Linked DNA regions of Homo sapiens: region 2 is linked to region 1. Evidence: chromatin loops called from intact Hi-C (ENCODE). Cell type or tissue: B cell. All regions are shown on one strand. Each heading gives the region's core, and the rest is flanking DNA. Links, peaks and the distances in the headings are about the cores only. Region 1 has its middle 130 kb from the start of FAM9B. Region 2 has its middle 57 kb from the start of FAM9B.

Region 1 (2,921 bases), core at 255-2,754:
CAGATCCAGCGATAATTCACTATCATGAAGACAGCACCAAGATATGGAGGATCCGCCCCCATGATCCGAACACCTCCCACCAGGCCCCACCTCCAGCATCAAGGATTACAAATCAATATGAGATCTGGGCGGGGACACATATCTAAACTGTATCACCCAGCAGTTCTACTCATAGGTATTTGCCCCATCCCGTGCCAAGGAAAGGGAAAACAAAATGTACGGGACCACGAAAAAGAGCTGTGCAAGAATGTTCATAACAGCTTTATTCATAAGCAACAAAACCTGCAAACAACCCAGGTGTTGCTTAATAGGAACACAGAGAAACCAAACATAGGATAGTCATGTAATGGAACAGCACTTGCCAGTGAAAAGCAACAACAAGAAGTCTCAAAAACATTATGCTTAGTGAATGAAAGAAGGCGTCCACAAAAAGAGTGCATACTACACAAAATTCTAGAACAAATAACTCATGTATGGTGGTAAAAGGTCAGAGCAGTGGTAGGCTCTGAGGGAGTGGGCATAGGGATTAACTGGCAAGAGGCATGAGGAAACCTTCTAGGGTGATGATAATGAGCTGTATTTTGATAAGCATTACACAAGCGTATGCTTTTGTCCAAACCCAGTGAATGTGCACTTAAGATTTGTGCATTTCACTGCATGTAAACTTCAGCTGGAAATAAAAAATACTACAAATACTAAACTCTAGTTCATGATGTGCATGCTGAAGTATTTAATGGGATGTACACTGGTATCTCCAGTTTACTTTGAAACGCGTCAGAAACTAAGATGGATTAGTGTATAGAGGGCCAAATAGATGGATAGATACATGTTAAAGGAAGGTTAGTAAAATGTTAATGGTAGAATCTAGGTGGTGTGTAATGGGTGTTCACTGTAAAATTCTTTCAACATTTCCATATGCTTAAAAATCTGTATAATAAAATGTTGGAAAAAGTCCGAAGAAACTAAAACAGTAATGAAGGAAGATTAGCCCTGTATATAGCATGCTGAAACATAAATAAAACCTTAATATTTAACTTAAGTAGACAGAAAGATCAATGGAACATAGTAGAAAATTCAGAAACAGAACCCCCCATATGGAAAGTTAGTATATGTTATAAGTGGCAACTCAGGTCAGAAGAGAAGAAATGGATTATTTAATAGTTTTGAGAGAAATGAGCTGCCTTCTGGAAGAATATATTTGGTTCTATGCCTCACACCTTATGCCAGGATAACTTCCCAAATGATCAAATATTTAAATATATATAAATATGTAGAATTCAGTGATAAATGAAAGAAACCATGGGATAATTCTTCTGTTAATACTAAGGGGGAAAAATCCTTTCAACTATGACCCAAATGCCAGACATGATAACAGACTGAGTAATTCAACCACAAAAACGTCAGAACTCTTCAAGCAAAACCACAATAAGCAAACTCAAAAGACAGGTGGCAAACTGGGGGAAGATTGTGAGATCTCATAAAGTTAATTTCTCTAATAAACAAGTAGCTTATGGCTACAATGAAAGAAAAAGATGGAAAACAATACGAACAAATAATTCAACAGAAGACAAATGGTTTTTAGTCCCATACAATTATCCTCAACTACAAACATAATAATGGAAAAAATGGATTGCCATGTAGTTTTAACTTGCATTTCTATTAGAAGTTAAAAAAAAGCCGCAGTGTATAATTCACTTTAAAAAGGAGAGAAACACACACACACACACACACACACACACACACACACACATACACATTACAACACATAAAAATGTGCTCATAGATATTTTTAAAAGCTCCAGAACGTGCATTGCTTATTCAGGGTGACAGGGATGTTTTTTAACAGCTTATCCTTTTATACTTTTTAAATTTTGAACCATGTAAATGGAATACCTAATTTTAAAAATTAGATTTAAGAAAGTGAGAATAATTATATTGCAAACAAAGGCAGCAGCGTGGGAGGCAGCCCAAGCTCCAGCCCAACTCTGCTACTAATTAACTGGGTGAACTTGGGCCAGTCTCTTGGAATCATTGACTATTCTGGCTGCAAAGAATCTCAGAAATATTCTCATTCCACACTTGTTTTATGGAATAGGAAACAGAAGCACAGAATAAATTAAGTGACTTAGCCAATGTCACATGCAGTCAGTTTACTGCAGAGCCAACAAAAGCTGTAGATGTGTCAGTTTCTTCTTAGATAAGATGGGAGTACTGCCATTAAGAAAAGGCAAGCTGCAGAGATGGGGAGAAAATATTTGCAAATCACATAACTGACAAAGGACTTATATCCAGAATATATGTTTTTAACTCTCAAAACTCAACAATAGGAACAAAAATAAAGATGCTTAAGATCATTAGCCATCAGGGATATTCAGATTCCTAAAAACCACAGTGAGATACCACTGTGCATTTTTTAAAATGGCTAAAACTTTAATTTAAAAAACCTGACAATACCAGATTGGAAAGGATATGGAGCAACTAGAACTCTCACGCATTGCTGTTATACAAAATGCAAAATGGTACAACCACTTTAGAAAACAGTTTGGCAGTTTCTCATAAAGTTAAACATACACTTAACCAATACCACATAACCCAGCAATACCACTCCTAGGTACTTATCCAAGAGTGCCAGGCACTCCAGCCTGGGCAATAAGAGCAAAACTCCGTCTCAAAAAAAAAAAAAAAGATTCTTTCACTTTTTAAAAAACAAATAGTAATTAATTCCCAAGGACTAGAACAGGTTTGTATTACATGTGGCACAAAAAATCTTATAATTTTTCTTTAGGAAAGATAAACCTGAATAACTATGAAATTCATAACACAATGACAATGTGGAGAGACAGAAAACCCTGTAAACTTACGTTTACAAAAAAACCTGTACATAAGTGTTTACAGCAGTTTTATTTTTAGTCTTCAAAAGC
Region 2 (2,921 bases), core at 91-2,590, 75 kb before region 1:
TTAACGTGACAACTCATAGTGTTGAAACTCGGTTTTGACAGCTTATGCAAGTAGAGGGGGAAAAAGCAAGCATTTTGCTAAAAATAGCAATTGGAGAGGAAGTGCCTGAGCAAGATAAATCAAAGATTTTCCTTCTGTGATCATTATATCTTTCACAAATCCTGAGCAGACATCACACCTTGTCTGTATCCCACATTGCACCATGTATCTAAGTTTCATCTCTCAACTGTGATTGATAAACTCACTAAAGAAAGGTACCGTGCCTCATAATTTTTTGAAGACCTTACTGTTAGCAAAACAATTTTCCATGAATATATGGCTAATACAATTAAGGAATTATTTATGATAAGGATGTTTGCTGTTTACTCCAGTACTCAAGAGTTATGCTAGCAATACACAACGACCTTCGAATCAAAACCACAAGTCTACCCCCAGGAAGCATATGAATCTTCAAGCTTGCAAAAATCACTCTGATCTCCTGCAAAAGTCTCTGGGAGGAAGGTGAATTTAGGAAGCAAGAGGGGAAAGATGTAAAGTCAAACATCTGCAAACAAATGACTTTGTTTAAGAGAATAAGAAAAAAATGACCAGAACATGCTACATACCACCTTTTATGTTAAACATTTACCTGCAAAAATCAAAAATAGATTTTAATCATTCTCTATTGTGGTTTAATGCCCAGGTCCCTTTTTGTGTAAGAAACAGTTGACTTTCAGTTCAAGAATACCCTCCTGCTTCCTGGACAGGGTTGTGAGAGTTTAATTTTCCTAACCCTCCCTGGGAACAAGCCACATGCCTCTGAACAATGTTTCCTGGCATTTTTGGTGGTCAAAGAGGATTGATGACATTGAAGCATATTCAGTACTCAAAGAACCCAGTCTATTTGCCTAAATTCAAACCAAAAAAAAAATCAGTCTACTGTCAGCACAAATATTTCTTGGGAATATGAGAGGGCTCAATGTTGGTCTCTGCTGATGGCAAATTGAGCACTCAGCAGTGGCTGTAGCCATGTCAGCCTTGGTAAGTGGAAGTCCATGTTGCTGAACCCATGTGTAACCTTCATCCCTGCCACCATGGGCCCATTGGGCCATGACAGGGGTGGCTGGGGAAAGTGGCTGAGTGGTGTCCACAGAACGAGTCATCCTATCTACTTGATTATTAAAATCTTCCTCTGCTGAGGTCACCCTTTGGTGAGCATTCACATGAGATACAAATATCTTCACAATTTTGACCACTCAGAGAGGTCCATCCACATACCTCTTCCCCAAATTTCTTTGTCACCAATTTTCCAATCATGCTTCTTCCAAGTCTCTGACCATCCAGCCAAACCATTTGCTACAGCCCATGAAGCAGTATATAATTGCACATCTGACCACTTCTCCTTCCAAGCAAAGCCCACAACCAGATGCACTGCTCGAACTTCTGCCCACTGGGAAGATTTCCCTTCACCACTGTCCTTCAGGGATGTCCTAGAAAAGGGCTGTAGTGCTGTAGCTGTCCACTTTCAGGTGGTGCCTGTATATCGTGCAGAACCGTCCGTAAACCAGGCCCTAGTTTCTCTTCCTCTATCAACTGATCATAGGGAACTCCCCATGAGGCCATCAGTACAGGCTGGGGGAAAGAAGGCAGGGTGGCAGGAATGGAGACCATGAGCATTTGAGCCACTTCTTCTTGTAACTCACTTGTGCCTTCAGGACCTACTTGAGCCAGATCATGTATATATCACTCCCATTTGATGATGAAATGCTGCTGTGCATACCCAACTTTATGGATAGATAGGCCAGAAAGTACCCAGTTCATGATAGGTAGTTCAGGTCGCATGGTGACTTGATAAGCCATAGTCAAACATTCAATTTCTACCAAAGCCCAGTAACAGGCCAAGAGCTGTCTCTCAAAAGGAGAGTAGTTATCTGCAGAAGATGGCAGGGCCTTGCTCCAAAATCCTAGAGGCCTCTGCTGTAATTCACCTATGGGGGCCTGCCAAAGGCTCCAGACAACATCCCTATCTGCTACTGACACCTCAAGCACCATTGGATCTGCTGGGTCATATGGTCCAAATGGCAGGGCAGCTTGTACAGCAGCCTGGGCCTGTTGCAGAGCTTTCTCTTATTCTGGACCCCACTCAAAACTGGCAGCCTTTCAGGTCACTAGATAGATGGGCCAGAGTAACACACCAAATGAGGAATGTGTTGCCTCCAAAATCCAAATAGGCCCACTAGGCATTGTGCCTCTTTCTTGGGTATAGGAGGGACCAAATGCAGCAACTTATCCTTTACCTTAGAAGGAACATCTTGACAGGTCCCACACCACTGGACCCCTAGAAATTCCGCTGAGGTAGAAGATCTCTGAATTTTAGTTGGATTTATTTTTTTATTTAAAATTTACTGTATTAGTTTCTTCTCACGTTGCTATGAAGAAATACCTGAGACTGAGTTATAAAGGAAAGAGGTTTAATTGACTCACAGTTCCTCACGGCTGCGGAGACCTCAGGAAACTTACAATCATGGTGGAAGGCATGTCTTCATAGGGCGGCAAGAGAGAGACAGTACAAGCAGGGGAAATACCAGACGCTTATAAAACCATCAGATCTCATGAGACTCACTCATTATCACGAGAACAGCATGGCGGAAACCGCCCCCATGATTCGATTACCTCCACCTGTGGATTACAATTCAAGGTGTGATTTGAGTGGGGATGCAGAGGCAAACCATATCAGAATAGAAAAATATTTCTGTGTCCTTATGTCTCTGTTAAAGGTCGGAGAACAAAAGGAACAACAAAAGAGCCGGATGTTTCCCTTCTTACATATTTTATACGTAATGTCAACTTCAGCCATGAATATTACTCACCTGGCCCCTGTGGGCCATTGAGTTTTCACTCATTGCATTGAGAAGAACCACGTGCCTGCTTCAGAAGAGACC

What was found. A loop is a pair of places that touch in the nucleus more often than their neighbours do. Peaks named below come from ENCODE experiments on the same cell type or tissue, not always from the same donor. Only the 100,000 strongest peaks of a DNase experiment are listed, where the experiment ranks them.
Region 2: a loop joins it to region 1, with 2.3 times the contacts of the local background. A loop is called at or near these places in 3 of 110 quality-filtered maps.

What each region holds. Positions count from the first base shown.
Region 1 is chrX:9,164,699-9,167,619 of GRCh38, forward strand. No RefSeq gene overlaps it. Among named protein-coding and RNA genes, the nearest start is that of FAM9B, 130 kb to the left of the region's middle. In B cell, for the core only: no CTCF peak of the experiment used is centred there; a DNase peak (open chromatin) is centred at 1,423.
Region 2 is chrX:9,089,888-9,092,808 of GRCh38, forward strand. No RefSeq gene overlaps it. Among named protein-coding and RNA genes, the nearest start is that of FAM9B, 57 kb to the left of the region's middle. RefSeq lists an enhancer at 1,561-1,690. In B cell, for the core only: no CTCF peak of the experiment used is centred there; a DNase peak (open chromatin) is centred at 1,594; H3K27me3 peaks cover 237 bases.